Linked DNA regions of Homo sapiens: region 1 is linked to region 2. Evidence: read pairs that join two places in POLR2A ChIA-PET (ENCODE). Cell type or tissue: PC-3. All regions are shown on one strand. Links, peaks and the distances in the headings refer to the core of each region. The heading gives the core; the rest is flanking DNA. Region 1 overlaps FMNL2 (formin like 2). Region 2 overlaps FMNL2 (formin like 2).

What was found. ChIA-PET counts read pairs that join two places held together with the same protein. Peaks named below come from ENCODE experiments on the same cell type or tissue, not always from the same donor. Only the 100,000 strongest peaks of a DNase experiment are listed, where the experiment ranks them.
Region 1: POLR2A ChIA-PET joins it to region 2 with 25 read pairs; 2 of 35 experiments call an interaction of 5 or more read pairs at or near these places.

Annotation. Positions count from the first base shown.
Region 1 is chr2:152,568,665-152,584,976 of GRCh38, reverse strand. It overlaps FMNL2 (formin like 2), which reads right to left. Exons shown (of 26, transcript NM_052905.4): 7 at 9,733-9,841; 8 at 6,013-6,089; 9 at 3,928-4,021. Among named protein-coding and RNA genes, the nearest start is that of PRPF40A, 140 kb to the left of the region's middle. In PC-3, for the core only: no CTCF peak of the experiment used is centred there; no DNase peak of the experiment used is centred there.
Region 2 is chr2:152,517,121-152,533,432 of GRCh38, reverse strand. It overlaps FMNL2 (formin like 2), which reads right to left. Exons shown (of 26, transcript NM_052905.4): 2 at 11,407-11,490. Among named protein-coding and RNA genes, the nearest start is that of FMNL2, 190 kb to the right of the region's middle. In PC-3, for the core only: no CTCF peak of the experiment used is centred there; a DNase peak (open chromatin) is centred at 7,932; H3K4me3 peaks cover 923 bases; H3K27ac peaks cover 2,157 bases.

The sequences.
Region 1 (16,312 bases), core at 2,638-10,637, 54 kb before region 2:
AGGCTTAGACCCCAATCCCACCCCCACCATAAGCAAAGCTTTGGGTTAACATTCTTGCCACCATCACATACCATTAAACTAAAGGTGCTCCCTGCCTTCCTAAAACATGCACTTCAGCTATTACAAGATTTGTAGCAAGATTTTTTAAGGAAAAAAAATATAAGATTGGGATTCTAAATATTCATCAAAACATGAGAAAATGATGTAGTCATACATAAAAATCTTTCAACAGCCAAATAATAACTTCCTTTAATTTACATCTGAACTAATTAATTAGTGGTGGTCAAATTAGATAGAATGGATTTATTGGCTCAAGAGGTAGAGGGGGAAAAATCCTGCTACATAAACTACTTAAGATACATGGCCTTTTAAATGTCTTTCTAGCATCTGGTTCCATATTGCGTTAGTACGCTTGGCTATGCTCTAACAGTGATCAAAGCCCAAAGGATCTGGCTACTCTAAAGCATATTACTTTATTTGCAAAAAATAGATGTTGAACTCCCCTACTTCACCCCTCATTCCTGCCAATAAAAACAAAGATAATCCTTTCATCCTTCTTAGGCAGATGAATGGAATCCCAACTTACTAAAAAAGATGAAAAGCTTTAAAAACAATCTTCTCGAAGGCAAAGACTCTTCTTTGGTCCTCCTTCCTGGTATCCTGGTACCTGGTATGGTACTCTCTCTGCCATATGTGGCTCAAAAGGAATTATTCACTGAACAAAACCCTATCTGCACAGGCATGCCAGAATATAATAATGAATATTATTATAAAACCAGAAGATTCCAATGACATTTTGGTTAAAGAGGTTAAAGAATTCACTTTACTATGATGTGAAAAAAAAAAAATTCACTCACGCAAAGATGGGAGAAAAAGAGGAAGGGATTTAAGAGACTTTGAGCTGTGAGCGGCATTGCATGTTTTAGAAAGCAAGATCAACACAGAATAACACCTTTTGCACCTCAAGATTGGATAAATCGGTTGAGGCTCTTCTGACCTATCTATAACAACTAAGTTTGTCGGGGGCATGTTGCTACCTTGTCTTCATTCCCATGGCTATTAGGATAATAATCCATTTGCTTGGTCTGTCTATATGGTTTTTAGACAAGAATAATGCAGGATGGTTGCAGCAGAATAAAAAATTCTAGGCAGCAGTTTCACATGACTAAGCAAAAGGAAACTGCTGAAATAGCTGCAGAAGCTTGGGGCTGATAAGACCCTGAAAAACAGGGTGTGGGCCAAGCTGGCAAAGACAAACTGGGTCCAACATGGTGCTGGATTTGATCCAGGTTTCTCCTAGGACCTTATTCTATGCTCATTCACATATTCAATCATATACCCACCAGTGCCATGACAGTTCCAGAACATCGTTATTTGAGGTAAAAATGGGTAGCACCATAGTTCTGAGAAATCTCCAGCTTCTTCCAGGAATCTCCGTGAATACTCCATCCCTTGGTTAAAGAAATCCATAAAGGTAGCAGCCCCAAACCACCTTGTGTGACTCTCTCAAGCATGCCCACACTCCCCTTTCTTGAGTGTGTACTTTTTGCTTTGCAATAAATCTCCACACTTTCACTATTTTCTAACTCATACTTGAATTCATTCTTGTGAGGATGTCAAGCGCCTAGACACCAGCAGGGTTTGGGGTCCCACCAGCATTTGAGGACCTCCCCTAGCCCACTGCTATCACCTTCTATCAGATGCAAATGCCTATGCCAAGGACAGTACCTGAAGACCTACCATCACTCCTGATTAATTACAGAAATGAGGCCAGTTTTGGTTAAAGCTCTAAGAATTCAATGTCAAAAGTAATTTAGTTCTCATTACTATTGTCCAGGTATTAGACTTAGGATTACATTTTTCTTCAATTAAGCACATACTACACCCTAAATAGCTAAAGCATATATAAGTCTGACACCAAAGAGTTAAAACTCAATTCTGCAAGTATCTGTGGGCCTACTATGCATAAGAAAGGTACTCTATCTTACCTAGGAGAAAAAAATATTATCATTCATCTCATGAATTCCTGGCTTTTATTCTTGTTCTATACAAATATATCTTTAGGATATAATCTGACCTGCAGTATAATCAGATTCCTGTTATAATATGAGTCATTATAACAAGGGCCACTGATAACTATATAGTAAATGTTTCCAATGTGAAAAGTACTCAGCATGCAATATTTTCAAATATGACCTAATGATAAAGATTTGGGCGTTATATGAGCTGCACATACTGTTTCTCTTTCATATTAAACCCATCCACCCAAACATACTTCCTTATTTATAAATGTAAAATTTATATATTTATACATGATATATAAAAACATTCACAGACAAGCATTCGTACATTCTTGTCTCTAAAATCTATTTGTCTTGGAAGCCAGAATATGAATTTAAAGATTCACTATTATTCTTCTTCATTCTCTTGGAAGCTGGATATTTTTTCACTATCTTTGGGGCTCAATAGAAAGAAAAAAAAAGATAATATTTGGTTGTCTCCACAGTTGGCATTTACAAAATGGATAATATCAAAATCTTAAAGAATGGACTAGCAGTAAGGAGGCAATGCAAATAAAGGAGCAAGAGGAGTGTCTGCCCTGTTCACATCTTTGAAGCTTCCCAGCCTATGCAGAGGCTCACAGGCTGGTGTCTAGAACATTTGGCAGCTGGGCAGTAAATCCAATTAAGGAGGTAGGAGGCAGGGGAAATAGCTCCGAAGTCCTGTCTCATTTCAGTATTTCCCTTATTTCCTTCAAGGGATTCACAAACAATAAGGCCACAACTTCAACACATTTCAAGGAAGTTCAGGATCAGGAGCACCAAGTCCTGTTCCTGGCTCTGTCACTTATCTAGCTATGTGACCACAGGTAAACTATGTATTTCAATTTCGCTAAAATCAAGATATTAATATTTGTCTCAAAGATGTTCTTATAGAACCAAATGATGCCATGCATGTAGCTGGTATAGCCCCGGCATATAGTAGGTTCTCAATAAATACTATCAGAGTTTCTAGTTCAGAACCTTTCAGGAAAGAGGAGAGAAAACAGTCCCTCTGTGACCTGGATTTTAATCCAGCTCGGGTCTTAATCCAAAAGCATTTGGAATTAAATGGGACTTCTAGCATAACACACAACTTGGCGAAGGGTCCTATTGTAACCTGGGCTTCCACCTGTTCTCTAAGGACTACTTTGTAATTTCTCACCTCAAAGTAGCCTCTGATGTCAGGCATATACCAGGGGAACAAACAGGTACTCTTCTTGGTCCTACAACACTGCCCACTACCCTGTGGGAAAGCAGCTACTATCTAGGCGGTGATGTTTGGATACACTGGGGCAGGGCCCGCGGCGGTGATGTTTGGATACGCTGGGGCAGGGCCCGCGGCGTCATATTGTCTTTGTGTAATCCCTCCTTTCTTTGTGGTCAGACAGTCTCCGTTTCCAACCATGCTCAACTGTTGCATTATTGTTTGGCTGTGACAAGCCCACTTAAGCTTACACGCTCCCAGAATCAGTGCCAGTATTTGCCAGGTTTTTCATAGCATCCAGCAAAAATAAAGTAACTGTGATGAAAGAGTTCATAAAATTTGCATGGTGGACGATCAAGTGCCAATATCAACCCCAATGAAAACCACATACATGTAACAAAACCGGTTTTCAAACTGGATTATTCCATGTTCCCTAAAAACATAAAAATTAAAACAAAAACAACAACAACAAAAAAAGAGTACTGTGATTATTTTTAACTTATCCTAGAAATAAGATACCAAATTTAGACTAAGTTCATTACATTCCTCTCAGTGAGATCTTAGAAATTAACTATTATATTCCTTAGGCCCTAGGATAAATGAAAAGGTAAATAATTCCGTTCAAAGATGTCCAAATGTAAGATGTGTGAGTATTCTTATGAAAACTATAGTGTAGCCTACCTCTTTAAAGTTATCAAATGCTGATAAAATGATTTCATGCCCGCCTCTGACAAGACAAACGGCTGCCAACAGTTCTAAGACAAGGGCTTTTGTTCTGCCAAAACAAGAAGAAGAAAAACACAAATCAGTGAAAATGGCATGATGAGTCAGCTGTTTCTTCCTTCCAAGATACATGAGAATAAAACATTTGCCCTTACATTTTTAAAAAATTTTACTAAGGTACAGTTTAATCAAAGTACATTTTTAAACCTTTACTGACTACTACATATGTGATTTGTCTAAGATGGCAAATTTGGAAGGTATACTTACCAAAAAGACAAATCACTCACTAATGAAAACTAGTTCTGAGAAGAATAATCTCTTAGACCTATCATCAGGTGACTCAGTACAATACAGATGAAAAATGTTTACTGGTACGCTAAAAACAAAGGGAATGGGAATATGCTGAAAAACAAACTATTGATTAAGTATTTGCTCTGGTTTTAGAGACAGTGAGAGAACATTTGCAAAAAAAAAAGTTCAAAATCAACTGAAACTCATGTTCTACATTTCAAATCTGCTCATGTAGGGACAGATCCATAAATCTCCCACGAAAATACAAGTTTCTGTCCTTTCTTCTTCCTACGCAGGACAACTGGAAGGAGCTGGATTACAGCTTTACTAGCTTTACTAACACAAGAATATTTTCTTTGACTCAAGAAAATAAAACTCAATCTGAAATATTTTTGGAAGGAGAACATGGAGATACACTCTAAGTTTTCAAATTCAATGTCAAGAAAGAAACAGCATTGTTTCTTCAATCATAAGACCACTTAAGTATTTCATTTTTTTTCTGGAATAACAGCTTTCACCAACTTCTAAACAAAAACTGTTCTGATACTCCACAATGTCAATTGTCTTTTAAAAAATAATGTCTTCCCTGTAGTAGAAGGCAGAGACACAGAAGCATGGCTACTTAGGACTCTAGTAAACGAAGGAAGGAATCGCACAGTCGCAAAAGGTTTAATCAGGGGAAGTTTGAAAGAATAATATTCAGTAAAGAGGACTTGATAGTTCGTGTTGCATTTTCCAAATCAGAAATGGCTAATTTATAAACAGATTTTTGAATTAACAGTTTTCAGATATTTTGTCTACAGAGAGGTATTGGATGAAAAGGAATTGCACATTTGAAGTACAGAATACTTCACCAAAATGGAAAGCACATTAAAATAACTACAATTGATGAAGACTGGCTTTTACGACTAACGTGTGATGTGAATTATATCTGCTGCTAGCCTTTACAAGGTGGTGAATATGAAAGGAAATCTGCATATACAATTTTATTTTTCTATTTCTTTCTTTCTTTATTTTTTGAGACAGAGTCTTGCCCTGTCACCCAGGCCGGAGTGCAGCGGTGCGATCTCGGCTCACTGCAACCTCCACTTCCTGGGTTCAAGCCATTCTCCTGCCTCAGCCTCCTGAGTAGCTGGGATTACAGGCATGTGCCACCATGTCTGGCTAATTTTTTGTATTTTTAGTAGAGATGGGGTTTCACCATGTTAGCCAGGCTGGTCGCAACTCCTGACCTCAGGTGATCTGCCTGCCTCGGCCTCCCAAAGTGCTGAGATTACAGGCATGAGCCACTGCGGCTGGCCACTACAATTATTTTTCTATTTTCGTTCAGTAATTAAAGCTACATATGTAAAGTTATCAAGCGAAGTGTAGACGAAGGATGGTGGTTTTAGCTAGCTTCCAGCAATAACTGATATACGTAAATCTTTATCAAGACTCTCCTGGCCCCCGAGTCCTGGCAACCTGATCCTCTCCAAATTTAGCAGCAAGGATGCTGGAAACCAGGCCTCAAAAGAACAAAAGCTTGAGGAGAACAGTGAAGGGCTAGAATTGTCACCAGTTGCTCAACTCTGGCCCATCTAAGAATGTAACTTGGCTAAAAGGAAAAATTCTTACACAGCCAAAGAGTTTATAGCCAATCTTATTTCAGAGATTAACACTTGAAAGTTTCCAAAGTCAAACTTGGTTAAGTGTTGACTAGCCCTCTGTTTTCTCTAGATAGATTTAGACTTGCGTACTACAAAAGCAGCTTACCTGGGATTCTTGTTGTTCAGGCTTAGTGCAATCTCATTGACAGCGTGTGGATGAGACATGACCATGTTGAAACCATACTAAAATTAACATGGAAAAAAAAAGAAACACAAAGCATTGGGAGACAAGTTAGGGAACTGTCAGTATTGATTTAAAACCAAAAACCCGAAGTATCTACCTAATGAAACTTACACCATTATAAATGCACTTATGTCTCTAGTATATCACTGTCAGAGCATATTTCTCTATTAAAAATTTCAAGAATGCCAGATGCAATGATTTGTGCCTCCAGTCCCAGCTACTCAGGAGGCTGAGGCGGGGGGTACAGCTTGAGTCCAGGACAACAAGACCCACATCTCTCAAAAAAAAAAAAAAAAAAATCGGCAATGATGCTATTATCAAAAGATTATCTTCCCATTCTTTACAAATGAACTACATGTTTCTCTTTATTAAAATGATAAAAAGGCTCTAGCCCAGTGATTATTAACCTTGGCCGCTCCTTAAACTCCCCTGGAAGACTAAACAAAACATTTACTCCGAATCTCAATTACAGGGACCTGGCACCTGAGTTTTTAAGCTTCCAGGGTGACTCCACAGTATACAATAGATATAACATACAAAATGTGTGTTAACAGACTTTATGCTACTGGTGAGGTCTCCAGTTATATACAGATTTTTGACTACACCAGGGATCAGTACCCCTCACACCCCACAAAATTCAAGGGTCAACTATATTCTTTCTCCTCAAAACTCACTCTCAGCTCATCAGAGAAAACATCCAGAAGTTCCTATACCACATCAATCTATCCACACAGATTTGTGGCTTACCTCCTCACCTCCTATTAAAGAGGAACTCTTCTGTGCTCCAAACTAAGGCCAACCCCTCCCATGAGTCCTTCCTCCATCCCATTCCCTCGCATCTGCTCACGAACATCATATGTTCCAGAAATTCCTCCCTTCCCCCTTATTTTTCCCTCTCCATAGACTCATTGCCATTAGCATAAAAAATGCAAATTATCTTAAGTAACAATAAAAACCTCTCTTGATACCACAACCTGTGTTCAGCCACTGCCTCTCATTTCTCTGCTATCCTTTACAGCAAAACTCCTCCAGACACTCAGTATAAATCCTCACTTCCTGCTCATTCTTGAAACCACTCCAATCAAGCATTTCACCCCCACCATCCCAATGAACTGTTCTTGCCAAGATCACCAAAGACCTGCACTTTGCTGAAGCCAATGGCCAATCCTCACTCCACATCTTACTTGACTTAGCAGCATCTAACAGAGCTGAATACTCCCTTCTCCTTGAAATATGTCCTTCACTTGGCTCCTACTTGGCTATTTTTCAGGCTCTCTAGCCAGCTTTTCTTCGTCTCTCTGACATTTAAACAGAGAGCCCTAGAGTTCATATTTTGGACTTCTTTACTTCTCAGTCTACCCCTACTGATCTCATTCACCTTCCTGGCTTCCTATGCCATTTATATGCTAATTACTCTCAAATGTCTAACTCCAGCCTAGACCACTGCCTTGAAATCCAGACTGGCATATCCAACCATGCACCTAAGATCACCATTTGAATGTCTAAGGGGAATCTCAAAGTTAAAATCCCCGAAACAGAATTCCTAATGATCTCCCTCAAATCCATCTATCCTGCAGTCTTCCCATCTTTGTAGATAGCAAATATATCTCACAGGTGCCCAAGACAAAAGCCCTGGTGCCACCCTCTACTACTCACCTTCTCCCTCATATCCAATGCTGTGGCCTTTAACATCAAAATAAAACCAGAATCTGACCACCTCTCATCATCTCCACTCCTATGATCCTAGTCCATATGACCACCAAAGCTCACCTAAATTACTGCTAAAAGCCTCCTAAATGGTCTACCCCCTCTTGCCTTTGCCTGGCCAAGATCAAACCTAAACACAGAAGCCAGCATGGTCTCATGTTAAATGCAAGTGTCAGATTATGTCGTTATAACCATTCAATAGCTTTCCACTCATAGTGAAGTCAATGTCCTCTCAGCGGCCTCTAAAGCTCTACATAATCAAACTCCCTGTCACATCTGACTTCATCTTCTACTCTTCTCCCTCTTACTCATTCTGATCCAGCCAAGCCTCCTTTCTGTGCCTTGGGCAAACCAGACATTCCTGCCTCAGGGTCTCTGCACTTGCCCTTTTCTCTGCCTAGAACCTTCTTCCCCTAATATCCCTCCCTTTGCTCCCTCATTCAAGTTGTTACTAGATGTTACCCTCTCAGTGACCCTTCCCTAGCTGGCCTATTTAAAACTCGCACACATTTTCAGCAGTTCCTATTTCCTATTTTTTCTACAGTACTTAGTAATGGTTCTCTGGGTTCAAAGTGTTCCTGGGTCCAAATCTTGACTCCACTACTAACTAGCTATGTGATTTTAGGCAAATTACCAAACTTCTCTGTGTCCCAGCTTCATCAGTAAAATGGGGAGAGTAATATTATTGATCTCACAGGGCTATTTACATGACTTAAGAGGTTTAAAAGCACTAGACCTGAAAAGTGTAACATGTAAGCATTAGCTTTCATTTCATCATTATTATCTGGAACATATACATTTTACCAATTTATTTGTTGGTCATCTGTCTCCCCTCCCTGGAAAGTAAGTTCCCTGGGCCACAGATTTATTCAATGCTGTATTCTCAGTTGCCTATGTGGAACAGGGGCCGTCTGGCAAAGTTCAAAAAAAAATGGAAAGAATAAATGCATGTTTCCCTTCTTAAATTTAACACAGCACCTTTTGTGTTGGTTTGAACTCTAACACCAACCCTCGACCTATGTATTTATCTCCCACTTCTACTTGGACCCACTGTAGCATCCATATTAATGGAAATCAAATCCTATTTCTATATTTGAATTCCACTTTTCTAAGTGGAACCCCTGTACCCCTGCTTTGCTGACCTAATTAAACTGATGACCCTACCAGTTCACGCTAGGTACTACAGGCTCTAACTTCCACTTTGTTGTTAAGATTAACCCAGCACACGTGTTCCACCGTAACTTCCAGTGTTTTTACAGTGGGGTCAACCTGCATCTCAATTACCCAAAGGAGGAATCTGCATTTTCAACGATCTTCTAGGTGCTTCTTATAAAGATTAGGAACCACTGAGCCCAACTGTCAATAATTGTAACTTTTTGCCTGTTTGCCATATAACCCTTTGAGAACCACTGTCTCTATCCATTCCTGGTGTTCTAGAGTTGTTTCATTACTACCTGCAACAGCAGCTTATTCAATCTTTAGTAGTCACAAGCATTCACCAAGCAATCTAGGTAAGTTTATCTCTATAGGAGGAAAACACCTTTCCTTTAAATACGTCACAAATTATATATATTTATTAAAATATGAGAGCAAAGAATTAAACCTTGAGAATTAGGATGAACCAGGCCTTTCTTTTTTAATAGAATCTCGTTAAATCCTGGCATTTACTTCAAATAGAAATAATACAAAGAAACCAAAGAGAACAAAATCTGAGTCTGTTTTTTTTTTTGTTTGGTTGGTTTTTCTTCTTTTTTAAAAAAATTTCAACAGCTTTAGGGGTACAAGCAGCTTTTGGTAACACAGATAAATTGTAGGATGATGAAGTCTGGGCTTTTATTGTACCCTTCGCCCAAGCGGTGTACACTGCACCCAGCAGTCATTTCTGAGTCTGATTAATTCAGGTTTTTTTTAAAAGAACCAGAAGCTCCAACATACCTGATAATTCATGATGGCACGTAAACACATGATACAGACATGCACATCATCTTTCTTACTCACTAATCTTGAATTTTTCAGAGTTCTTCTGCTTGGCAATGTATTATATCTACAAACAAAAAGAGAAACTTCTATAAAACAACAGGTTACTTTCTTAGCATAGGCACATGCACTTAACAGACACTACTCTTCACCAGTACCAAAACAAGGATTGTAGGTTAAAACCGCCACCAAATGGCAACAGTAAGATTGATTTCAACCTCTAAAATACAGCTTTATAATGTGTCACTTTGCCATAAGCCCATCTTGGGTATGCTTGTTAACACACTTTTTGGAGGTCTCAGAGACTGGTACAACTTTAAAAACTAATCACACAGCCAATGAGACCCAAGCATATATCATCTTCTTAATCTACATCTGAAGTTCTTCCCCTTCCTCTATCTTTCTTATTTTAACCTCAGTCTTGAATTTCTTTAATGGAATCACTTGTTAAGTACATGACTGTTTACTAGAAAGAGTTTTCATTTTTAGTTGATAGCAATAGCTTCCAGTGTAAAACAAAGTAATCTAAGTTTTAAAAAGAAAGAGTAATTTGAATGGAATCAACTGCCTTTTGTTAAATTGTATTCATATGCAGCAATGATTGAGAAGATACACTAATGAAAACCAGTCTCTAAGGAAAATGGGAGAGGTTATTCTCTACAGTGTCATATTTCTGCATCACTTTGAAATATTAATACAGTTTCATTATTCCAGCAAGTAGACAAACCTTACACATCTGTTTCTTTTCTTTTTTTTTTTTTTTTTTTTGAGACAGAGTCTCGCTCTGTCACCAGGCTGGCGTGCAGTGGCACGACCTCAGCTCACTGCAACCTCCACCTCCCAGGTTCAAGCGATTCTCCTGCCTCAGCCTCCCGAGTAGCTCGGACTACAGGTGTGTACCACCATGCCCCGCTAATTTTTGTATTTTTAGTAGAGATGGAGTTTCCCCATGTTGGCCAGGATGCTCTCCATCTCTTGATCTCGTGATCCACCTACCTCGGCCTCCCGAAGTGCTGGGGTTACAGGCGTTAGCCACCGTGCCCAGCCTTATTTGTGTTTCTTAAGAGGTGTAAAGTAATGTAGCACATTCTTTCTTTTTATTTACTGATCCAGTTCTTGATCTATATTGCAATAGTCTCTTTCTAAGAAGCTAAAATGTCCCTGTCATTATTTTATGGAGTGTAGAAAGCAACAAAATTAATTAGAATAATATTCTACTTCCCAAACATTAACACAAAGGGCTTCTATTTGTTGCAGTAGATAGCTAATCTCAAATACATTTTCTGGATCAACACTTAAAATACATTTAATATGACATAACACATACATACTTATTAACATTTAAAGACTTTAGAAAATACGCAATATATAAATGTCAATAAAAAAATGAGAAACTTGTTTATTAGTTGTATTCTATGCTCAAAAACAATAGAGCTAAAGTTTTTCTAAAATGTATGGTATTTGGTTTAAAAATTATTTTCTCCAATTATTTGTTTATATAAAAATAGAGTAGTAATAAAAGGTAGTATCTGAACTTGTATGTCTAAAATAATAACATTATAAATTTAAAAACCTCCATCACGACCAATAACAGCAACAACAAAATCATAGCACTGAAGAGCTATGGTATCATTTACTCTAATCCTTTCTTGATACAGTTAAGAAAACGGAAGCCCAGAGACATTACATCTACATAGCAAATAAGGGATGAGATGAGACCAGGCAAAACCAGAAGTCTCCTCACTGCGATTTAGGACAGTCACTTTCCACGAGTTGCTCATCATCAACCTGACTCATCAACAATCTGCTGGGTGATCATGTGAAAAAGCTACCGCCTACAGCTGTCTGTGCTGGCTAGTTCTTTATCAAATGTTCACATCCTGTCATCCTGGCAGCATTTTCTGCTTCAGTCCTAGATAGGTGTCATTTCTCACCCTGAATAATTATTTCATCATGGTGAATTAAGGCTTAGTTTGTCAAAAACAGCAGCATATAGGCATCTCTTACAGAACACAGTGGCCAATACCTTGGTAAGCAAGTTTCTCTTTTTAAATCTTTATTCTATATATGACACTTATTAGGAAAGTGAGGATGTTTTTTGACTTAATAGGAAATTTTGCTCTATATTTTAGAATCATTTTAAAAGGATTTCCTCTCACTAAATAAATGCACCCTGAGAAATGTCATAATTCTTTACCTCTGAAAATTTACTTTCAAAGGACTCAACTTAGGATGATCTTAAACATACAAGACTAGATTTTAGGGACTGTGCCATGGGTTAGCATGTACATTAATCAATTCTTCATCATGCATATTTTATGGAATCTGACAATTTTTGTAACTGTATATTTGGTTTCTTTGCTTTAATTACCATGTGAGTAAATGACTACTTTAAAAAAAAAAAAAAACAGGTTTTGAATTCAGCTCCAACGCATGATGTTGATACCATGTATTTTTTGGAGACAAGGGTCTCACTTTGTCACCCAGGCTGAAGTGCAGTACCATGATCACGGCTCCCTGCAGCCTCAGATTCCTGGGCTCAAGAGACAATGCCCAGTTAATTAAAAAAAATTTTTTTTTGTAGAGACAGGGTCTTGCTCTGTTGCCCAGGTGGGTATCGAATTCCTGGCCTCCCAAAGTGCTGGGATTAAAAGCATGAGCCACTGCGCCCTGCAGAAGCTCACACTATCTAATAACCACTTCCCTGAGGAGATGGCTTTACTGACCCTAAAACAGCAACAGAATGAGGATTTACAAGATATTAGCCACTTTACCACAACAAGAACACCTAGACAAGGTAAGCAATCTAGAGGAAATGGCCTCTGGTGCTCACCAGCCACAGGAAATCAAACCAAATCTCTTTTTTAAGCCCCAAAGTTGGCTTTACTAAGTACCTATTGTTTATGCTAAACATTACTGAGATGGTCTAGGTTTAGACCTTAAGATAGAGAGCTAACTAGATAAGGGGATCATCACACTCTTCCTCAGTCACCCTGTAGGATGTCTCCTAGAAGGCCTTTTTAGATGGAGAGCTGGTCCTGATCTACCCGATGAAGCACATTTGCAGATTTCTGTGATGAGACCAAATCCCTCCACAATACACAGGACTGAAGAACCAAATATCATTAGAAAAACTCAGCTTTGAAAATCTTACTACCTGGTGTTGCAAATGTCCACCTAGATAACAATAAGGCTGAATTCAGTGGCAAACAGTTTCCACAGAAAAAAAGATGAGGCTAATTGATTAGTGCCCCAAAACTCTACTAAATAAATGTCACACCGATTCACTTAAGATTGAAAAAAAAATCACAGCAGTAATCCGTCACCAATTAACATTCAAACCGCTCAAATGAAACTAGTTATAACTATAAAATAATGTATATACATGATGCTGTTGTATAATCATCTTAACACAAATAAATCAATTCAATATACTATCTTTGAAAGAGAGGATAAGGCAGCCTGCATCAGGTCCTTTGCCACAGCCCTCTAGGCTAAACTTTCTTCGTTTTCCAAACACTGATCATCCTAGTTTACCTGTTTGAATAAACTTTCTACAAAGGCCTGAGCTTTGCAGGGATTAAGCCAGTGACTCAGTAGGAGGCATGAGTACCTCTGTGGCAAACTAACACCCTTGGCATGTGTTCTGTTACAGAATTACATAAAGTGAAACGGTTACTATAATATTTTCTTCCTGAAGCTATTATGAAACTTCACATAATTTGAGCAGAACCAAATTGGAGAGTGTCCCTCCAATTCACTGTGGTATACTTTAAAAGCTCCAGTGAGAGGCAGCATCAGTTTCTCCATGGACTCCCATGGATAATTGGCACACATGAGCTTTATTTAGTCCTGTCCCATGTAATACATCTTGCATGATCCCAGACTCTGTCAACAGCTAATGGTGCATGTTCCCTAAACTGAAATTTGAAATCAGTTTCAGCAGCAATGCACTCCCCTGGGCCCTCCTCTCCACCAGCAGTTCTCAAATCTCAGAGAAGGGAGAGCCAGGAGAGGAGAAGGAGGAAAAGGAGGAGGCAGAGGTGCTTTGAAGACACTCCAACGCCATCCTGCCCCTGCCAGAGGCTGCCAGGCTGCTGGTTTTCACTGTGATTGCAGCTACTGGTTTTCAAGGCTACTGTGGAACTGGAGAGGGAGGGATGGGAATGAGAACAAGTTAAAATGCCACAAAACTTCCTGCTCTGAGAATCAGTCCCTTTTCCTGAATAGATGCTCCCTGGGTTACTGCAAGACTTTAATTTCTAGAGTTCTGAAAAAGTTTATTCCAGTAATTTTTGCCAGTTTTCTTATCACTTTTATGGATGAGAACATTTTCAGAGGGCTTAATTCAACCATTTCACCAGCATTCCATAACAGACATTTAGAGACCTATTCATTCTGAAGTGTAACTTTTCCAACCTATTCATTCTGAAGTGTAACTTTCAAGTTGATGGGAACAGGTCTAAGAAGGTGATGGAACAATCAGGTCTCTCTGGTGACTTGGGGAAGGTTCCCTGAGATGTGAGGATTGGAAAGGACTCCCTCAGATTCCAAAGAGAAAAACAGGAAATGAAATATGGAGAAGTTGTGACCCAATTCCTGGACCACTGAGGCTGATTATCTAAATGCCATGCTGATAGCCTTTCTTCTCCCAGGCTGGCAAGAAGAGCCTTTGGGGCCCTGGATGCTTGTACACAAAAGAAGGGCTTCCCAGAGACAGAAAATAGCTGAGTCTAATTTTTGGAGCTCCTGCCATTTGTAGAAAAATACAATAGGGAAGGGATATCTAGGGCTGATTTTGTACGGAAACTAACAGCACCAAATTTCCCAGCCCCTCTTCTACATAAACTTAAGAGAACTACCTGCTAATTTTCCACTGAACTAAAACTCTAAATGTTACCCTAGCATTCAAAGATGAGATTCTATCTTGGAAGAGCTGCCAGTTAGAATTCACAAAGCTCTGTGAATGCAGAAAGAAGCAGATTACAGATTACAAAACTGACTTAAGATCATAACCAAACAAATTACTCCAAACCCTTTTATTAGTGTTATGCATATCCCAGCAGATACCAATAGTTATATGTACATAAAATATTAATAAAAGAAAAAGTTATAACTCAATGCTAGTATGAGTGATAGACTTTAAAAAACTAAGCGATTTTTGCAAATATCTTTTCTTTTCTTTTTTTTTTGAGACAGAGTCTCACTCTGTTGCCCAGGCTGGAGTGCAATGATGCACTCTTGGCTCACTGCAACCTCTGTCTCGTGGGTTCAAGCAATTCTCCTGCCTCAGCCTCCCAAGTAGCTGAGATTACAGGCATGTGCCACCATGCCAAGCTAATTTTTTTGTATTTTTAGTAGAGATGGGGTTTCACCATGTTGGCCAGGCTGGTCTCGAACTCCTGGCCTCAAGTGATCTGCCCACCTTGACCTCCCAAATGCTGAGATTACAGATGTGAGCCACCATGCCCAGCCACAAGTATCTTTTTTTTTTTTTTAACTTCCTTTTTTTTTTTTTTTTTGAGACAGGGTCTCACCTTGTCACCTAGGCTGAAGTGCAGTGGCATGATCTCCGCACATTGCAGCCTTGACCTCCCATGTTCAAGTGATCCTCCTGCCTCAGCCCCCCAAGGAGCTAAGACCACGGGTGGCACCACCACGCCCGGCTAAGCAAATATCTTTTAAGAAATCTACACAGAACATTTCCTATTTAGTACTCAGGTGACAACTGCACCCAGCCACCTACTTAATGCTCAACAATGAATCTATCAAGGAGCACAAATGGAACACCTCAACCTGCACAGCACCAGCAGCAGGCGCTATAGGGAAAGAAGCTATTTTTGTTAGTGAGCTCCAACCAGCAAGCGAAACCTGAGTTTTTGACAGGAGCACAAAAAGCAAGCAAGGCCAGCAAAGAAAATCCGGAGAAGCAGCTCTCATGGATCTGCCGAACCACAGATCAGGAATTTCTCTTGCCAGATACATGTTCATAGGCTGAATTATGTATAAAGCTAGTTAGTGTTCTGGTTAAAGTCATGTTTTGCTGTCTTTAAACCACTACCCATCACAAAGGAGTCAAAAAAAAAAAAAAGATTGGGGCGGGGGGGGAAGCTACAAAATTTTGAGCTAGTCCTTCATGTTTAAAAATATAAAGTAGTACATTCTTAAAAATAATAACAATGGTGGTAAACGTAAGTACTAAGTGGTGTGTCTATGAAAATTCTTGGAGTAGAGGAGAAAGACCTCTACTCATAAGCTAAAAAGCTAGAAGAAATCAAACACCGGATTTACTCAGAGATTTATATCTGTAATGATATGGTTTGGCTGTGTCTGTACCCAAATCACACTTTGAACTGTAGTTCCCATAATCCCCATGTATCGTGGGAGGGACCCAGTAAGAGATAATTGAATCTGGGGGTGGTTACCTCCATGCTGTTCTCATGATACTGAGTTCTCAAGAGATCTGATGGTTTCATAAGAGGCATTTCTCCCTTTGCTCAGCACTTCTTGTTGTCACCATGTGATGAAGGACATGTTT
Region 2 (16,312 bases), core at 5,526-13,525:
CACGTTTATGGCCAATTGGTTTTCAAAGATACCAAGGTAGTTCATGAAAAAAAGAGCAGTCTATTAAATAAATTGTGCTGAAACAGTTGGAGGTAAAGTTAGATAAATACAGAAGCATACATGGATGGATGGATAGACAGACAGATGATAGATAGACAGATGAGGAAAAAGTACAACTCCACCCTTAACTCATCCCACATATCAAAATAGATTATAGACTAAAACATAAGAACCAAAACTGTAAAATTTCCAGAAGAAAACATAAGAGATAATCTCTGTGACCTGAAGGTAGACAAAAAATTTCTTAGGAAACAAAATGCAAGAGCCACTTAAAAAATAAATTCAATTTAATCAGAAAAACTTTTGTTCTTCAGAAAATACTATTATAAATACTAAAAAGTGAGACAAAAACTAATGAAATATTTGCAAAGTATCTGTTTGATAAAGACTTGTATCCAGAATATTGTTTAAAACTTCTGCAGCTCACTAAGACAAATAACCCACTTTTTAAAAATAGGCAAAAGAGGCCAGGCGCAGTGGCTCACACCTGTAATCCCAGCTCTTTGGGAGGCCAAGGCGGGTGGATCACTTGAGGTCAGGAGTTTGAGACCAGCCTGGCCAACGTGGTGAAACCCTGTCTCTACTAAAAATACGAAAATTAGCTGGGCATGGTGGTGCATGCCTGTAATCCCAGCTACTCGGGAGACTGAGGCAGGAGAATCGCTTGAACCCAGGAAACGGAGGTTGCAATGAGCCAAGATCATGCCACTCCACTCCAGCCTGGGCAAAAGAGTAAGACTCCATCTCAAAAAAAAAAAAAATAAGAAAAAAAATTAAAATAGGCAAAAGATTTGAACAGAGCAGATCCTTCAACAAAGATATACAAATGTCAAACAGGCACATAAAAAGATGCTCAACATCATTAGTCATTAGGGAAATGCAAATTAAAACCACAGTAAGATACTGCCATATGCCCATAAAAATGGCTAGAATTTTAACGGACTGACAATACCAAGGGTTGATTGGATTTGGAGCAACAGGGACGCTATTACATCGCTGGTAGGAATGCAAAATGGTCTAGCCACTTTGGAAAACACAACTGGTGAACATTATTGTATATAAATTAGACCTCAATAAAAATAATTAAAAACAGTATATCAAAGTAATTTTAGATATTATTTATTTACTTTGTTACTGAGCACAACTCTCTTGAAAAAGTTTATCTTGCCCTAATGAAGAAGAAATGCACCAGAGACAAGCCAAATATTCATCTTTGTCAATTAATACTTTTGCAGGAAATAAAGTACTCCAAGGGATCCTATAAACCTTAGTTTTACTATTTCAAAAACATATCATTCATAATTCTATTTAAAGAATTAAAAATTATGGTAATTGCACCACAATTTTTTAGTCAGGCTAAAAATGTACCTCCATACCACAAACCATTAATACGACTTCACTGTCATTTCATATTTGCTTAATTCACTAGCTTGATCCAACTTCTGTACCTCACCCTCACCCCTAAACCACATCCCATTCTCCTAGATATATAAATATTCTCCTTCTAAAACATAAAAACTAAAGCAACATGTGCTAATAACATGAAGACCTACATCTTAAACCCAGGCTCCAGTGATCCCACTGTATGCCTTCCCCTTAGATCTTATATCTTAGGCTGGGTACAGTAGTTCACGCCTGTAATCCCAGCACTCTGGGATCACTTGAGGTCAGGAGTTCAAAAGCAGCCTGGCCAACATGGTGAAACCCTGTCTTTACTAAATATACAAAAATTAGCTGGGCGTGGTGTCAGGCGGCTGTAGTCCCAGCTACTCGGGAGGCAGGAGGCAGGAGAATCACTTGAACCTGGGAGGGGGAGGTTGCAATGATCCGACATCGTGCCACTGTACTCCAGCCTGGGTGACAGACCGACACTCTGTCTCAAGAAAAAAAAAAAGATCTTACATCTTGATTTTACATTTAGCATAATAAACACAAACACCCCTTCAAATTAGCCCCACATTCTTTCTTTTCATCTTCAGATCCCATGATTAAGCAAACAATAGTTTCAATCTGTGACCCACATGGTCAAAATCAATCATTAAGCCAAACTTTCAAATAGGATCTAAGGATAGGCAGAGAAGGAAAGTAGAAAGGAGGTCCCTCTAAATGGGTCATTGCTGAGGACAAAAATATATAAGCACACACCTAACCTGTTAGATGTGCTCATCTTATAGGGTTTTAGACTGACTTGAAGTTATACTCTATCTGAAAATATGGGTACATATATCAATAACTAAGTGGCTGTGGTCCAATTGATTGTGAAGAGAACCAACAGTGGTTTTACCGGTAAGAAACATCTGTATAAGGATATTTCTAGTACCTGAAGATGCTGCTACAAGCCTTGGACTCATCCACAGCTAGTATCCGCCATGTTGACGGAGGATATACACAGTCTCTGCCCTATGTATAGCTGTTTCTTACAAAACCCAAACCATATTTCTAATTAGTTTTCCTCCAGTCTTGCTGTACTCCCAAATACCTACAGTATCATTAGAAATTTAAACCAACTTACCTTGTATTTCTGCTACCTAAATAAATGTTGTTTTACTACTGCAGCAGGGATAAAGACTGTAGACACCTCAATTTCCTCAATGACTTTAGAAAATGACTTCTTTTAAACTCTTTCTTTCCTTGAAAGTTCATCAAGAACACTGTAGGCAACCAGGAAACAGTATGTATCTGGGCTAAGAGCATTCCATTATATATTTAGTCTTTTACAGTTTACTTTTAAGTGTATGTATCTTTTTTCAACCTTGTTTTGAAACATTCAGCATAATATTTTCTGAAGCGTGGTGGTCTTAGCATCTAGCACATCACGCTTCACAAGGTGAAGTTAATTATTTAATTGCTTGATGGTGGAGAAGCTACAATTGTATGGTGGTTTTCTCAAAAAACTTTTTTAAACATAAAATTTTTCAGAATCAGGCATCAGTAGACTTCAGTTTTAGTTTCAGCTCAAGCACTTGCTGTACAACTTCTAGAAAGCCCTTTGACTGTGTGTGTGTGTGTTTGTGTGTGAAAGGTGAGCAACAACAGCCTTCTACAAACAAAGAGTATGAGTTAAATAGTCAAATGTTAAAATGACATAAGGTAGTATCTGTATCACTTGGTAGAAATTCTTAGCTAACCTGCCTTAATAAATCATTTTAATTTGCTTAGCAATGATTTTCTAAAAGATAGTCAAAGATCAACCTCAGTGTCCTCAAGTTTATAAAAGTCATTCATATGATAAACTTTACTTTAAACAAGACAACCACGTAGTCTAAGCCAGCTCAGGCAATTAAGTCATTTTTAAAAGGTGGGGTGGGAGTGGGGGATCTATAATTCCATTTGTATTGCTAGGCAGGAAGGCAGGCACTGTGATATACATTTTGGCAAAATACAGCCTAAAAGTTTCTTTTCTTTTTTTTCCTTCCCCACTTATCTTGCTCCTTCTAAAGCCTAAACATTTCAAACGAGACTAAGCCCTTGATGTCTAGCTCTGGCAACGAATACCAAACAGCATTTCTGACAGAGTATTTCTATCAAGCCACCAAAAAGGATGGTTTTAAAAGGGATAATTGTTTCCTCTCCTCTTTTCACTACCTTTCTCCCTTTTTCTCTCCCCTGACTCCAATCTCTGTAGGGTAGGCCAGCATTTTTCTCTCCCATGTGAAAGCTATAGGCCAAAGGAAACCTCTAGAAGAGGAAAGACGTAATGTAAATTCACTTCTAGGTTCAGACCCAACTTTCCAAAACTCCAAAAGCTCAACATACAAAGAGTTGGCATCTGCTATTTGATTGCTTTTCCAGTGTTTCAGAATCAAAGAATCAGAGACCTGGAGTGAGTCTTAAAGGAAAGGAAACTGCTTTTAGGAAGGAAATGAAAAGAAACTTGACTTCTTTTCAACAGCAATTAATTCAGTGCCTTTTCTCAGGTTTGGAGAGCTCAAGAAAATGAAGAGTCCCTTCGAAATCTCAAGCAGAAAGTAGCAAAGATACAAAATGCCTTTCTTTTTCTTCTGAGGTGTGGGAAAAATAACCTCGTCCCACAGCCAATTCTTGTCTGGTACATTGCTGGAACTCGGGACAAACAAATTGGTACTACCAACCATTTGGAGCCTTTTCCTTGACTTATAAGGAAAACTCAGATCCACACTCCATGTCTCACCTCACTCTTTCCTTTCCCTCACCTATAAAACTAAATGCCTAGTCAATGAATAAATTAATGAATACATAAGGGCAAGTTTTAATACTGAATACAACCTAAAACAAATGAACTATAAGACTATCAAAATTGGTAATCGTGGCAGAGACTAGCAGTCGTTGTTTAACAAACATTTTCTTCTCCCCGTGGGTGCTCAGCTAGTCTCCGTTTCTCATCCTTTTTTGCAGGTCCTTGTCAACAAGTAAGAGTGCAGGTGATATGTGCCAATTCCAGGCCTGGCCCACAGACTTCCCAGGTGTGCATTTGCATGTTCTTTCTCCCTTTGACTGGAAAGAGATGACTCCCAGGGTGAAGGGGAAGCTGTGTGTTGAAAATAGCCTCACCTGGGTCCCTGATTGTGTAGAATTTGACCCCCAATGGCCAACAATATCCAACCTGATTATGTAAATTAAAACCTTACTATGTGAATCATTATACATCTTAGTGTCTGTAGTGGGTTGAATGGTGGCCCCCAAAAGATATGGCCATGTCCTAACCTCCTCCCCCAACCACCAGTGAGTATAACCATTTGTGGAAAAAAGGGTGTTTGCAGATGCCATGAAGTTAAGGATCTCAAGATGTGATCATCTCAGATTATCCATGTAGGCCCTAAATCCAGTAACTGTTCTTATAAAAGACAAGAAAAGACACAGAGACGAGGAGAAGGCCAGGTAAGGATGGAGGCAGAGATTGGATTTACACAGCCACAAGCCAAAGAATGCCCAGAGACACCAGAAGGAAAGAGAGGAAAGGAAGAAATCTCCTTTAGGGCCTTGGGAGGGAACAAGGCCCAGTCAACAGCCTGATTTCAGACTTCTGGTCTCCAGGTCTATGAGAGAACACATTTCTGTTATTGTAAGCCACCAAATGTGCAGTAATTTGTTATGGCAGCCGTAGGACGCTAAGATAGCATCTATTCGTTACCCTATCATTTGGTGCACAGAAAACTACAAAAAACCTTATACTACAGTCAGTAATTTACTTAGTAATGTTTTAGGTAGTAATGATACTCATATTTGTTTTGAAAGTTTTTATATGATAGAAAAAGGTAAATAATTATATTACTGTTAGGAATCAAACATTTCATTGTAAAAGAAAGGTAACTATAAAATCAAAGAGATTAAGAAAATTAATGAAAATTGATTTGAAAATATTGAATCCATAAATTCTGGACCTGTATTTTCAAGGTCTAGAAACTTACACTGAGAAGCAAATTCACTCAGCAGCTATAAAAACCTTTTGCATGCACTTCCTCATCTCTAATACTACCTCCCACTAAAAAGAAAAGGGATCATTGGAGAAATGATTTATCCTGGGCCTGGGCAAAGAAGATACAAGTTAAGATACAAAGAAGATATGTTTCATACCATAAAACAAGCTCTCAAGGATTAAGAGGGTCATGTGAAAAGGACACAAGAACCAGCACCAAGGGATTCCCATAGATCAAAGAAGTGATCATATGAGCCTCAAAAATAATATCACATTGATTGAAACATGATGAACCCATGAAAATTCATGAGTTCGTAGTGATATTCAAAAAAGGAGACCACAGAAAACCCACTGGTCATCTTATGAGGTATCTATTAATCCAAATTCTTACTTAAAAAAATGGCAATTGAGGGGAAAAATTCCAGGAATAATTATATTCCAGGATAAACCAAGTCCCAGTTGAAAGCTCTAGTTACTAGTTTACTGTATTAATAGAAGGAAAGAGAGATTAGAAAATAATCTTTTTCCAGTTTGTAATGAAACTGATTCAACAAAAGATTATCAATTGGTTTCAAACCCATTAGGTACAAGGTTGATAGGTAACTGGACGTATATATGGTGACAAAGTGACACCAAACAGAATTCTCTCCAGCACAAGGGGAAAACAGTTACACAATGGGGCCATCAAGTTGTCACTGGCCAAACTTATTTAATGATGGGACAACCAGACATTATTTTTCTATGATATTCTTCACAAAGATGTTCAACATCAATCTGTAATGACTTCAAGTCTAACTTCTAGTTAACAGGAAACTCAGGAGCTAAGGCACCCCTAGGAAACAGGTAAGTGCAGAAAACAAAACTTTCTACAAGAGGGCTTGCCTACTATATTCACCACATGAGCATCATAAACAAAAGTCTACTCCAGTTTAAAGTAATTTAAGGAATACATGGCCAGATACAATATGTGACTGATCCTGTACCAGATTATCATTTGAGCAAACTAGATAGGAAGAACATCTTAAGGAAAATTGAGAACAATAAACTGGACAACAGGAGATATTAAGAAATTACTATTCGTTTTAATTGTGATGACCTTATTTGAATACAAGAGAAAAATTTTATAAGGTGCATACCGATTTTTTTAAAAAAAAGATGAACTAGAAAACAAATACCAAACAAAAAATCTGACTAATGCACAATCAAAAGAATGAATGTATAGAGGGGGAAGACTGGATATCAAAATGATAAGAGAAAACTAAGGGTCAAAAGACAAAATTTGAAAAGAATTAAACAGATCGCAAAAACCTAATAATTTTAAAATAGCATTTAATCATACCACAGTATTGTAAACTTGATAAAAATATAACCAATTTAACATATTAAGTACAGGAAGCATGTCAGTTAGCCAGAGGATAGAAGGAAGGGAGGAGAAGGAGAGGGAGAAATGGCTGTCTGCTATCCCAACAGCTGGGAGTGAGAAGCCAGAAAGGAGTGAGCATAGCTAAATGTAGAATCAAAGCCTGGAACTTGGGAAACAGGGCTAAAAGGCAGACTAAGTCTGAAGTCTAGGAGCAAAAAGGAGGGAAAGGGCCAGGGAAAGGTTATTGCTGGCATCACCATCTTTTCCTTCAGCTTCTTCACCACTGTCTCTGCTCTTCCTATGCTTGCTCAAATGACTCTAACATAGCAGCCACCAACATCAAAATAGGCTATAAAAATGCCACCACTGTCACTACTCATTTAGCACCCCTGGTGCTCCAAGGACAAGTCCTCCTTACCTGGAATGGCCCACAGGAACTAATTTATCAGGATTCTGTAGTACTTGTTTACTAGGCAGGAAAGAGCTTTAACTGGCTCACAAAAACATGAACACTTTCAAAAAAAATAACCAACACTAAAAACCATGGAGATATATTTGCTCTTTAATGTTTTAGAAAATTTAATTCCAATGGCAAATTGGCTTAAATATTGATGCACGTTCTCCAGTAAAAAACCTGCCCTTCTTTTTTAAAGAAATAGTATTTGACCACAAGTAAAGGGTTTAAAAAAAATTATATTCTTAATGATTAAATACATGTATATGGTATGGGTCAGCTGTGTTGAAAAAGACAAGAGATCACCTCTCACAATGAGAGTAATGAGGCTTCTTAGTGCCACTGGCCTGACTCTGCTCCGGCTGAGTGGCAGCAGAGGGCTTCCCCTTCCCTAGATCAGGACCCATGCCAAGCCTGGAGAGATGCAGTCTGACCTCCCTGAAACGCTTCGCACAGGAAGCTGAGTCTAAGTGGCTACAATTTCCTGCTACCTCTTCACGCTCATCTTTTGTTTTGTTTTTTAATCTGCTTCTCTCCATCGCTTTATATAAGTAAAGAAAGGGGAGATTTTCCATGTCTCACCCTTCCGTTGGGCCCTTGCCCCAAGGCTACTATGCAAAGCAACAGCCAGCTATCAGGAGGCAAGGTCCACTCATGCCAAATCACCACAGAAAATAACCAATCACACCCTCAGCAACAGCAAACACAGAAGGAAGCTTTTATAACCCAGCATAGGGATGGCACCTCTAACAGCTTCTGGACTGGATTATATGTTGGTGGAATCTACACCCATCTGCATTAGTCATCTCCAATGTCCTGAATTCTTTGACTAACCACTTCCACTTGATCATCCAGCAGGGGCACAGTTATGAATCCACAACCTGTAAGTTCTGTAGGCACCCCCTAAATCATTTGAGCAGCCACACACAAAACTTCGGTAAGAAACCCTTACCTACTATAATTTTTGCTTCAATGGCTTGTTTCCAGATCCCTGGTATAACAGGCAACAAATGAAAAAGCTTGTGAGTAGAGTTTGGAAACAGATGTTCTCGTTTCACTATCTGGGTGACCTTGGCATTGGCCTACTCATTTAGGCTCTATGAACCTCAGTTTCATCATCTATAAAATAAGGGGCTTGGGAAACAGATAGGAAAGGCGAAGGGACGCGCACTTCACTCCACATGCTCCTCCACAAGCTTTCTTGGACAAGCATGTGTTAACTTTTTCAATAGAAAAAGTAAAGTCAGAGTGGCTTGGGATAAATGGTCTCTAACAGCCCTTCTAGATATAAATGATCTAAAAGTCTAAATTCATCCAGGATCTCTAAACCCCCTAAACCAGCATTTATCCACAGTACCCACTGTGCTAAGAGTTCTAAACTTACGGGAAATGGCCAAAGCTCCAAAACCAAAACGTGCAGCACAGGGTCTGCACCAAAAACTGAGGCACAAGTGAGATTAAGGGGCTTTCTCTCTTTCCATAAGTGTAAATGCCACTGAAAGAGCTCTTACAGCTAAGTAGCTTCAGGGGTTTTATTTGCAGTTATCAAAGAAACCTGACATTTCTAGCTTTCTACGCTCACACTACAAAATTTGCCTCTGTGTCCCCACAGAGTCCTTAAATTAATAATGTCTTCATGGGAACTCTGTTCACCTACTATAACACAGAAATGGGTACGCTGGGATACACCTCACTGCACCCAAAATCCAGCACAGATGTCTCTGTTCCGTGGCTTCCGTAGCCCCACTCCCTCCAGAATTAGTTAGACACGTCTCCCATGTTACTTTCACCTTTGAGACCCACTAGAAGCTCAGGTCATCTTTGTATTTATGCAATGAGTCAGGAAAGGACCAAGAGGCATTTCTGCAATATTGTTACTATAGAAAGCTCTTTGGGATTTAATCTTAATTTGGTTAAATTTGGGACAGAATTTCTGGAATTTATTCTCTATTCCTATCAGCATCTGTCATATTAAGAAATATTTATCTTCAACATGAATGTATTTAGTACCACTGAATTATTACATTTAAAAATGTTATCCTTCTCTCTTTAAAGTAATTCCTAAAAATGAGCAGTGAATTGCTTTCCTTTACCAAAAGCAAACCACACTGACAGGTAGAGGAAGGTGAGAAGGATATGGAAACAGCAAACTTCTGCTTAGTCTTCCAGGCCACCTCTTTCAACTGCTTTTTCCCTTCTGCCCTCTCTGCCAATAATGCAAGCTTCCTCTCCACTGTCTTCCATATTAGCCATTATTTCTTTCATTCAACATGTTTTCAATAAGCACGTTTCAAGCACTAAGCAAGTTGTTAGAGGCCCATATCCTAAAGGAACTTACTCTTGAGGGAGACACACTTAAATAAATACTTACAAAACAAAGTGATAGACTAATGCAATCATACAGAAGTATGAAAAAATGGATGCCCCAAATTAAATAATGAACGGCCACTTCATGATAAAGTCAAGTCATGAGAAAGCATTTATTGTGACACTCCATATTTGCTTCCTTAGAGAGAAGCAGAACAGATTCAATGCACTAATTTGTACAATGCCTATAGCATAGAGAACATTTCAGTTTAGTTATCAATGCAAGAATAATCTTTGTTCACCAGTAATGCTGATATATTTAAATATATCTTGTTCAAAATGATAATTTACAAAAGTTTACAACTTCATGTAAGTTTTTTTCAGTGAGGATATCAGTGTGGAGGGAAAATGCAGGCAGGAATAATGAGATGAAGCCATGGATGAGGTTGGTAAAACACATGTCATTGAAGTACTGTGTAGTTGGTATAAATGGTCTCTTATAAGCATTTATACCAAATTTGTGGCTCAGGCCACAAATCTGTCTCTGAGCATCTTAGCAGCCAAGGAAAACAATGACCAGTTCCATGATTCACCATGTCCATATGGTAATTTTTCATGAAACTGAAACCTGAAATAATTTCTCCATAAGTCCTCACACTCTTATTTATATAGTTTCTTTTGGAAATCAATTTCTTTAACATTATCTATCACTTTGTGTACCTTTCCTGTTAACATGTATCCTAAATAACATATACTATATCCATGCTATATGCTTAAGTAAAATTAATATTTGTATCCAAGAAGTAAAATTAATATTTGTATTAATATTTGCGTGCACACGGCATTGGGGCCCGGGGGTGTCCTGTATGTTGGATATCAACACCACCCCACAGTCATAATTTTAAGGCTTCACAAATAAGGTTGGTAGTAATATTTTTAGACTGGAAATCTATAGCTGAGGCTTTTTCTGACAGCATCATATAACAGCTATTCAAACCATAAAGTATGTTTGGATAACAGATAATGATATATTTGTCTATTAGTCTGTTTTTGCACTGCTGATAAAGACATACCTGAGACTGGGCAATTTTCAAAGGAAAGATATTTAATGGAGAACTCACAGTTCCATGTGGCTGGGGAAGCCTCACAATCATGGCGGAAGGTGAAAGGCATGTCTCATATGGAGGCAGAAAAGAGCAAAGAGTTTGTGCAGGGAAACGCCCCCTTATGATAACCATCAGATCTCATGAGACTTACTCACTACCACAAGAACAGCATAGGAAAGACCTGCCCCCATAATTCAATTACCTCCCACCGGGTTCCTCTCATAACATGTGGGAATTCAAGATGAGATTTGAGTGGGGACACAGCCAAACCATATCAACTTGATATAACTTTCTCTGAATCTTTTAAGGACAAGTTGAAAATAAAAACAGTAACAGTCACAATATTTAATATCTGGGCCCTTCAGCAGCAACAGAGGCAGCCACACAAGTTTAGAGGCACCTACTATGTGCCCAGTATTATTCTATGTACTTTACGATCAAACAAAATCAACAATAATTTCTTGGAAGCATCTCAGTCACTAATCAAATATTCCCAATTTTCTCAAGAAGTCTTTTTAATAATTAGCTTGTTCAAACTGGGATCCAAAGAAGATCCACACAAACATATTGTTATTTCTCTGAAGTTCTCTTCTTTTTTCCTATCTCTGTCGCAGAAGCAAATATCTTGTTTTTCAATCATGATATTGACATACCATAAAATTCACACTGGATCTCTTCTTTCATTACTTTTTTCATAAAAGAAAGTGTCACTGTTTCTTACCTGATCACAAATCAGTTCCCATTTTTTCTCATTATCATACTGCCGCAGTAACCTGGCTTTGTCAGGAGGTAGGTTCATAGCATTCTGTTTAAAAAAAATAAAGAGAGAAAAGATGTCACATTCCACAGCAGGCTTCCAAATTGGTAACTTGCAGGCAGACCAAATAATACCACTATGGTTTTTTCATGACTTTCTCTCAATTCCTAGTATCTGATTAAACCAAAACACCCACAGAAGTCACTTAAACATCAAATCGGTTAGATGAGAGGCGGGAAATTCTGAAGTTCTATGGTGGGACATGTGAGATGATCTGCTTTGAACAATCAGACTTGCATTTTAGCAAAGGTGATGCCTTGTCGCTTTGGCAGACTCCCTTTCTACTCAACAAAAAGGTCACAAGGTATCCAATTTCTTTGTAAAGCACTGTAGCCCCACCAGACACAAAACAGAAAACACCAAAAGAGAACACAATGATCAGAATCACTGATAGATTCAAATTATACTCACTTTGATAAACAACTATGAGGAAAAGAATTAAAAAAAAAAAAGACAACAATGCAACTATTTTTTGTCCCCTCTGTGAGATGACAGTATTCCTTGAGGACATATGTTAACATTTATGTCAACATTAATAACCACAATTCTCAGTTGAGCTATATTGGTTTATGAAGGTGAGTTTGCAGTAGGAAATTAATCATGAGGCAAAAGAGATGTCCAGACATCAGCACTCGTATAAACCCTCCTCTTAACACAGCACACCTTCTGTAGTGCTGGTCATGGATTTTTTCCCAGGTACTTTCACATGTCATGAATCTAATGTCCCAAATGACCAATCATACACATTTTTAAGATACTAGGTTTGGATGCAAAGTGAGGTCTTTGGCAAAAGACCATGGCAGAGTAAGAGAGCCTCAGAAAGAATTCAGATCTATTCTTTTGGCCTCCCCAAAGTTCTCATGTGCTAAACAACTGAGCTAAGTAGTCAATTAAAGTATTATACCTATTTATCATCCTGTCTATCCCCTGGCATCAGCACTCTAAGTCACACCTATTCCTAAATAAACAATGTAGTCCCTTATCTGGGTCAATATTCAAGCAGACAAATGCAAAGGTCTTGAACTTTTAATACTCAAGCTCCTAGCTCTCTGAAGGACTTGGCTTAGGGAGAAACAATTCCCCTGGTCATGGTTATTGTCTTGTGTTATAGGGTGAAACAAGTTTAACAGAGGCAAAGGTGAGTATGCTGTCCTGACTTAATGATAGAAAATCAACCACTGATTATGATAAATTAAACCAAGCATTTTCCCTTAAACTCAATCTAACATCTAGATTGGTATGCCTTAAGTATATCTGCCACCTATTTGAGTCTAATCCATCAGATTTTACAATAACCTGTCTTTAAAATATTTAATTTAATTTTTTTTTTTTTTTGAGATGGGGTTTCACTCCTGTTGCCCAGGCTGTAGTACAATAGCACGATCTCGGCTCACTGCAACCTCCGCTTCCTGGGTTCAAGCAATTGTCCTGCCTCAGCCTCCTAAGTAGCTGGGATTACAGGAGCTTGCCACCATGTCTGGCTAATTTTTGTATTCTTAATAGAGACGGGGTTTCACCATGTTGGCCAGGCTGGTCTTGAACTCCTGACCCCTGGATGATCCGCCCGCCTCGGCCTCCCAAAGTGCGGGGATTACAGGCGTGAGCCACCATGCCTGGCCTAAAATATTTAATATTTTAATCACCCCCCCTCAAAGCTGACAATTACTTTGAAGAGCTTTGGACTTTATAAAGAGTTTTCAATGGTACTGCCAAAGCTTCTTAGATATAGAAACATCTAATATGGGAAAATGTTTTCATATGGCCTGTCTTCATGGAATATCTACTTGAACTACAATGGAAAAAGTCTATTTGTAATTATTAGTTATTACAATTTGACAATGTTAAAAAAAAACTCCTGGGATAAGGCAAAGGAGAATTTCATGTGTATCTTTCTGAGGAAGTCTAATGTTATTTACTGGTAAATGGTCAGTCCATCATTGCTTATTTGCACTCCAGAGAAGGAGGTTTTCCTCTTAAACTGGTGTTGACCTTCATGTTAGCACCCCAGCTATAATTATGCATTAAGTAAGAACAATAAGATTATAAATTAAATGAGTTCTTTTCCTCTTGAGTCCTCACTAATCTCGAGATATAAAGGGAATAAGAAAAAGAATGCCTGAACTCCTACAAGGTGCCAAGTACTCCATTCAACACTTTGCATATGTAATCTCAGTTAATACTCATAATAAGCATGTGGGATAGACATAATCTTCTCCATTTAACATAGGGAAATAGACCCGGGAGAATTTGGTTAACTTGCTCAAGGTTGCACAGCTTTACAGGAACAAAGACAGGACCTAAACTTAGTCTGTTAGGCTCCCAAGGATAAATTCTGAATATGCCACCAAGCTTTTTTTGCAGGAGAGCAAAACGGCAATAGCTTATGACCTTCTATTAGTACTCTACTAGACATTCCCGTGGAAGCACTTGGCAAACATCGCCACAGGAATTACACACAGGCTCTGTCGTTTTCTGCAAAGAGAAAGGCAAGATGCCCCTTCCAGACTAACTCTTATTTTGATTAAAGAGTCTTTCGTTCAACAAATGTTTATGGAGCACTGCCCCTGTACAAGCCCTGTGCAACATGCTGGGTGGCACGGTGGGAATCCAAACAGACGCGATGCCCAGAGAGCACTGTGTTATGGTGGGGAGACACATATGAAACAAACAAAGCTTTTTAAACTCTGGTAAGGCTTGAGAAAGGTTATCAGAGGGTAGTCTTAGATTAGACAGTCTGGAAAAACCTCTCAGGAAAAAGTAACAAATGAGTCCCAATAAATGAGAAGGATTGGCCAGGCAGAGGGCGGACGAAAGCACACTGGGCACAGTGAACAAGGGAAGCCTCAAAGGCAGGAATTAGCTTTCCACATTTAAGGAGCTGAAAAAAGTCAGAACAGCCAGAGAGAAAGTAAAAGAGAAGGAATGAGAAAAAGATGAAGTTGGAAATGTGAGTCAAAGCCATATCATGCCTAGACATGCAGACCAGGGTCAATATATTTTATCTGAAGTGCCACGGGAAGCCATTGAAGGCTTTTAAGCAGATAAATAACATAATGACGTTGTTTTTCAAAGATAACAATAGGTGCTATGAGGAGAACAGATTAGAAACAGCAAAAGCAGAGAGCCAGTAGGAGGCCAGGACTAAGCAGTTCAAGTGAATGATGGCAGCTTAGATGGGGTCGATGGCACGTTGAATGAAGAAAGGTGGACAAATGTCAGAAATATTAAGTGAAACTGACTGGTTAGACTTAAGGGCTGGGGAGGATTTGTACCTTGTTTCCAGCTTGAGTCACTAAGTGAATGGGGTACAGTTAATAAGAGGGGCACGTAACAAAAGGCAAAATAAATCTGGAGGAGTTGGTGAAGAATAAGATTTATAAATGACCCTGTTTAGGCCTGAGATAGCTATGAGATAACCAAGAGAGCACTCAAGTGGGCAGGTAGATACATGATTCTGGAGGTCAAAAGAAAGGTCTGAATCTCTGAACAAGAAGAGACTTAAGAAGTCTTTTTGAGCATGATTAGTTATTGTCAGAAGTAGCAGTGCAACATCAATACATCCAAACTAAAGCTCCACTGGGTAATCATTCACCAAGCATCTAAAATAACCCCTTCCATGAGCCAAGCCTCTGAGCTACTCAGACATACATTGTACAGCTTAATAATTCCATAAGGACCATGAGGAAGCAGTTCTATTTAAAATCAGACACTCTACAGAGGTCTGGTTAAAGTTCAGGGATGTTGTGATTAGCTGGTAATAACTGCCTTTAAACTTCTTTCGAGTGAACTCATTCCTCTTGTGCTGTTCAGGGCAAGACTCTGGAGTCCAAGCTAAATGTTTGAGCAGGTAATTCATGAGTCCAAGTTACTGTGTGAGGAAAATATTGGCTCTATCTCCAGGTCCCTTTGCTGCCTTTATAAAAATGGACTGCTCATCTATTTGGCTGAAAATATCAATCAATTTCCGAGTCTTCCTAACACGGTGACAACTCTACCTCACCCACTCTTAGTGACATCTGTGACATAGGGCTCTCCTTTCATTCTTTTCATCCATTGTTCCATCCAACATATTTCCTGGGCTTTAACCATATACCAGAATGTCCGCACTGTAGGCATCTGAGACAACTTAATCACCAAGTAACTGCCTGCAAGTATCGCCAAAGGTCGATGGAAGACATATGATATTTGAATTGAAAAGTTCAGTGGATGTTAATTATTGTTTTTCTAGATTGTACAAGTTCCTAGCTAAAATAAATTAGATCATCCAAGAGTATTATTTCTGTAAAATTGTTCCTTTCTTTCCACTCTCAACCTGGCAAACTGTAAGAATCAATTCAAATGTCATTTATCATTAGAACCTTCCCCCCACTACTCCAGGAAGACATACCCTCTCATTGGGCTCTAACAGCACTGTTTACATGTCTCTAATATAACACCTAGTACACTGTACCCTAACAATCTGTATGCTTACCTAAATTTCCCACTGGACTGAGTGCTTCAAGAACAATTTTTGATGTTCTTCTTAACCATCAACGTATGGCACAGTATGGCAAACGGTAGGCATTAAGCAGGTTGTTGAATACTGAAGAGCAAACAAAATCAGCCATACTGCCCAGCCTGCAAATATCCTTAATGAATTAGGATTTATATTATAGCTATTAACAATGTCTACACACTGAACAGTATTTCAGTTTCTTGTAAAACATCATTCCATGATAATATCTGTTGCTTATTATTTTCCAAAAAAAACTCACGGGGGAAAAAAATCTTCAATTCTAGCAATATTTTCCTGAAAAGAAAAATGAGCGTC